Regions from separate parts of the Homo sapiens genome. Here region 1 is linked to region 2. Evidence: read pairs that join two places in POLR2A ChIA-PET (ENCODE). Cell type or tissue: GM12878. All regions are shown on one strand.

Evidence for each region. Peaks named below come from ENCODE experiments on the same cell type or tissue, not always from the same donor. Only the 100,000 strongest peaks of a DNase experiment are listed, where the experiment ranks them.
Region 1: POLR2A ChIA-PET joins it to region 2 with 5 read pairs; 3 of 35 experiments call an interaction of 5 or more read pairs at or near these places.

Annotation. Positions count from the first base shown.
Region 1 is chr19:55,575,929-55,578,428 of GRCh38, reverse strand. It overlaps ZNF579 (zinc finger protein 579), which reads left to right. Exons shown (of 2, transcript NM_152600.3): 2 at 1-1,655. The coding sequence ends at 478. Among named protein-coding and RNA genes, the nearest start is that of ZNF579, 3.7 kb to the left of the region's middle. In GM12878, no CTCF peak of the experiment used is centred here; no DNase peak of the experiment used is centred here.
Region 2 is chr19:55,275,478-55,277,977 of GRCh38, reverse strand. It overlaps HSPBP1 (HSPA (Hsp70) binding protein 1), which reads left to right. Exons shown (of 8, transcript NM_012267.5): 3 at 132-336. Among named protein-coding and RNA genes, the nearest start is that of HSPBP1, 3.4 kb to the left of the region's middle. RefSeq lists enhancers at 1-277, 1,629-1,738. In GM12878, no CTCF peak of the experiment used is centred here; a DNase peak (open chromatin) is centred at 1,427; H3K4me3 peaks cover 911 bases; H3K27ac peaks cover 1,924 bases.

The DNA.
Region 1 (2,500 bases), 300 kb before region 2:
GACCCACTCGGGAGCGCGCCCCTTCCAGTGCGTGCGCTGCCAGCGGGAGTTCAAGCGCCTGGCCGACCTGGCGCGCCACGCACAGGTGCACGCGGGGGGCCCAGCCCCGCACCCGTGCCCCCGCTGCCCGCGCCGCTTCTCGCGCGCCTACAGCCTCCTGCGCCACCAGCGCTGCCACCGCGCAGAGCTGGAGAGGGCCGCCGCGCTGCAGGCACTGCAGGCCCAGGCCCCGACGTCGCCGCCACCGCCCCCGCCGCCCCTGAAGGCCGAGCAGGAGGAAGAAGGGCTCCCGCTGCCCCTCGCAAACATTAAGGAAGAGCCGCCCTCTCCGGGGACCCCACCCCAGTCCCCGCCGGCTCCCCCTGTCTTCCTCAGCGCCTCCTGTTTCGACAGCCAAGACCACTCAGCCTTCGAGATGGAGGAGGAAGAGGTAGACAGCAAGGCTCACCTGCGCGGGCTGGGGGGCCTGGCCTCCTGACCTTCGCCGCCCTGCCCTCCGCCGCTCCGCCTGAGCTCCCCGGTTTGCAGAATGGAGGAGGGAAGTTGAAGGAGCCACCTCCTCTGTCTACCCACCCGTCCCCTTCACGCCCTTGACACTAAGGAGTGGGGGGCCCTGGACTGCCCCTTCCTCCCCCATCGCCCGCCCCCAGAACCCCTGATGCTGGTTAGGAACCGCTCACCCCAACATGTGTCTTAAGGCAGGACGACTTGGAAAAAAAGGCGGCGGACAGTTGGCCAGAGGGATGGAGACTGGTGGGGACGCCCCCGCCTCCCTGTCCCCCGTTTCACACACTGGACACCATCACCTCTTTGGAACTGCCAGACCCTGGGGGTCCCCAGTGAGCAAAGGTCTGTCCTTGTCCCTTTGTCTGTCTGTGAATAAATGTGAGTTCGTGAAATCCAAGAGAGCGAGGTGTTCTGTGGAGGTGGGGCAGGCTGGGGGCGCTGGGGCGAGTCAGGATTTGTCCAGCCAACTCTGAACTTGGGTTCAGAGCAGGAAGGACACAGATGCATCAGAAAATATGTGGCCCTCAACCAAGCAAGAAGCCGGTGAAGGCTGGGTTGAGAAGAAACAGGAATGTGAGAAGATAGATCATCGTCACCGCTGCCCTGTGGAAGCTCCGCGCGATTATCCTCACCACTGCCCTGTGGAAGCTCCGCGCCTTACTCAGTCAATCTCTACCACACCCTTACTCTGTGTCAGCGGTGGTACTAGGCACTGAGGAGGAGTCCAATACCTTCCTCTGAAAGAGCTGGAATTCTAGCCCTGCATTGTCCAACATAACTTTTTTTTTTTCTCAGAAAAGTTTCCATAATCTTTCTTCCCTCACTCTGTTGCCCAAGCTGCAGTGCCGTGGTGCAGTCATAGCTCACTGCAGTCTCAAACTCCCAGACCCAAGCAATCCTCTTAGCCTCTCAAGGAGCTAGGACTACAGGTGCATGCCACCACACCCAGCTGATTGTTTCATTTCTTGCAGAGACGGAGTCTTGCTATCTTGCCCAGTCTGGGAGAACTTTTTGTGATGATGGGATATTCTACATCTTCACTGTCCAATATGATATCCAGCAGACACACGTGGCTATTTCCGTTTAAATTTAGAATATGGAAATGTAAAGACATTAAGATGAAATAAATGTAAAAGTTCGGTTCCTCAGTCACACTCTTCACTCTTTTTTTTTTTTTGAGAGAGAGAGAGAGTTTCACTCTTGTCGCCCAGGCTGGAGTACAATGGCACGACCTTGGCTCACTGCAACCTCCACCTCCCAGGTTCAAGGGATTCTCCTGCCTCAGCCTCCCGAGTAGCTGGGATTACAGGAGCCTGCTACCACAACCAACTAATTTTTTGTATTTTTAGTAGAGACGGGTTTCACCACATTGGCCAGGCTGGTCTCGAACTCCTGACCTCAGGTGATCCACCCGCCTCAGCCTCCCAAAGTGCTGGGATTACAGGCGTGAGCCACTGCACCCGGCCTCAGTCTCACTATTTCAAGGGCCAAAGAGCCCCATGTGGCTGGTGGCTGCCATATTGGACAGGACAGATCTAGAACATTACATCATTGAAAAAAGTCCTAGCAGGATGCAATATAGCACCAGGTATAAGGGCTACCAAGAGTAAACCACCAGACAGTATGATGGCAGAGCAGGACTGGGGGTTGGGGCTTCTCTGGCCAGGCGATGTTTGATTTGAATGAAGATGGAGGGAACCAGGTATGAGAGAGAAACATCTGTGAGAAGACAACACCAGACAAAGAAAAAACAGGGGCAAAGGCTAGGAGGTAGGTACTACAGGATTTTTTTTTTTTTTTTTGGACACAGGATCTTGCTCTATTGCCCAGGCTGGAGTGCAGTGGTGCGATCACAGCTCACTGCAGCCTCGACTTCCTGGCTCAAGGGATTCTCTCTTCTCAGCCTCCCAAGTAGCTGGGACTACAGGTGTGCACCATCATGCTTGACTAATTTTTATTTTATTTATTTATTTATTTATTCTTTTGAGACGGA
Region 2 (2,500 bases):
ACAGCTCCCAGCCGATATTTGTTGACTGAAGGAACATCAGCCCTCAGTTGTTGGCTGTCTTTATTAATGGCTGTTCCTTTGTAATGAATGACTGATGGATCTCCTTCTTTCCTCCTCGCCTTGGTCTCCAGAGGCGTCAGTGGCTGCAGGAGGCCATGTCGGCTGCCTTCCGAGGCCAGCGGGAGGAGGTGGAGCAGATGAAGAGCTGCCTCCGAGTGCTGTCACAGCCCATGCCCCCCACTGCTGGGGAGGCCGAGCAGGCGGCCGACCAGCAAGAGCGAGAGGGGGCCCTGGAGCTGCTGGCCGACCTGTGTGAGAACATGGACAATGCCGCAGGTACCCCGCTTCCCCCGCCAGGACGTTCTGCCCCTCTGTACATGTCCTGCTGCCTCTCAGCTCTTGCCCCTACTCTTGGGGCTCACACCGTCAGCCTCCCTGCTGCCTTCTCACCATCAGCCTGTTCGCCTCCATTGCCATAAGGAGCAAGGCTCTGCCTCACCCTCATGGCAGGTGGAGTCCCCCACTTCCCTGATCAGCTCTGAGATGGCTGTTTCTCTCCTAGTCCTCTGGGTGTCCACTGCCACTCCCCAGAGTACAAGAGGGAAAGTGGCATGGGTGGGGTGGCAGAGAAGGCCTCCCCGGGGTGACGTTTGATCAGAGACCTGAAGTGAGGTGAGAGTTGTGGGATGATCTCTGGGAAAAGCATTCCAGACAGTAGGAACAGCCAGTGCAAAGGCCCTGAGGCCAGAGTGTGCCTGGTGTGTTCAGGAACAGCAGCCAGGCCCTTGAGGCAGAGTAGAGTGAGTGAGGGGCCAGGCGCAGGAAACAGCGCTGGGGTGGGCCTCGCAGATGGGGAGGTAAATGCTGTTTTACTCCAAGCAGCAGAGCTCACAGAAGGTTTGAGGAGAGCTCACTTCCATTTGGAGGGGTTGGGTGGTGTAGCAATTGAGGGTGTGGATTTGGGGTGTCACTTCCTTGGTTCATAGTTCAGGCTGTGCTGCTACATGGCAGTCTGGTTTGGGCAGGTCCTGATTACTTCCTCTTGTACGCAGGCTGGGCCGAGAGAAACCCCCAGGCCCGCACAACACCAGGCACAGAGTAAACGTAACGTGTCAGGCCTGGGAGTCAGGTGTCTTCATTTTGGACAGGGGCTGGACGGAGTTTGGGAAGCCCTCCTCTGTGAGCGCATGCAGCACCCCGAGAAGACCTGCAGTGCAGCCGCCACCCTCTAGCTTACCTTTCCCCAGTGTCTCCCCGTCTTATCCGGGCAGAGAACTCCTGCTCCAATCCGCAGGATGGCTTTTAACGACTTTGCTCTTTCATTCATTTTTTGCTTGTTCAGGAAATATCTGTTGAGCAGCTGCTGTGTGCTAAGCACTGTGCTGAGTGTCCAATCATCACAGCAGCAGCAATTTTACACCTTATTAGTAATCAAATGAGAACGAAAGCCAAAGATACCACTTCCTCCCTGGCCTCGTGCGCTCTCTGTGTATATAAATATAAATATATATGTGTATCTTCTCTGTCTTAATGAAGATGCACAGTGCTGATGAAGGTGGGCTGAGGGGAACATCCTCCCATATGACTGTTTATACCACTTACAGTCAATTCAGAATGTTGTGCAACACCACCTCTATTTCCAGAACTTTTCCATTGCCTGCAAAGGAGACCCAGCACCCATTAGGCCGGCCCTCCCCCGGTCCCCTGGCAACCACTAATCAGCGTTTTGGCTGTATGAATTTGCCTGTTCTGGACATTTCATATAGATGATTATAACGTGACCTTTTGTGTCTGGCTGATTGTGCTAAAGGCGGCGTGCCCATGTTGTGGCGTGTGTCAGAGCTTTATTCCTTTTTTTTTTTTTTTTTTTTTTGAGTCAGTCTCCCAGGCTGGAGTGCAGTGGTGCAATCTCAGCTCACTGCAACTTCCACCTGCTGGGTTTCAGTGATTCTCATACCTTAGCCTCCCAAACAGCTGGGATTACAGGTGCATGTCATCAGGCCTGGCAAATTTTTTTTTTTTTTTTTTCTGAGACAGAGTCTCACCCTGTTGCCCAGGCTAGAGTGCAATGGCGCGATCTCAGCTCACTGCAACCTGTGCCTCCCGGGTTCAAACGATTCTCCTGCCTTGCCCTTCTGAGTAGCTGGGCTTATAGGCGCCCACCACCATGCCCAGCTAATTTTTGTATTTTTAGTAGAGATGAGGTTTCACCATGTTGGCCAGGCTGGTCTTGAATTCCTGACCTCGTGATCCACCCACCTTGGCCTCCCAAAGTGTTGGGATTACAGTCATGAGCCACCGCACCTGGCCAGGCCTGGCATTTTTGTATTTTTAGTATATAACATAGCAAAAACCCTGTTTTGCTATGTTACCTGGGCTGGTCTCGAACTCCTGGCCTCAAGTGATCTGCCCACCCTGGCCTCCCAAAGTGCTGGGATTATAGGCTTGAGCCACCACGCCCAGCTGCTTCATTCCTTTTTATGGCTGAGTAATACTCCGT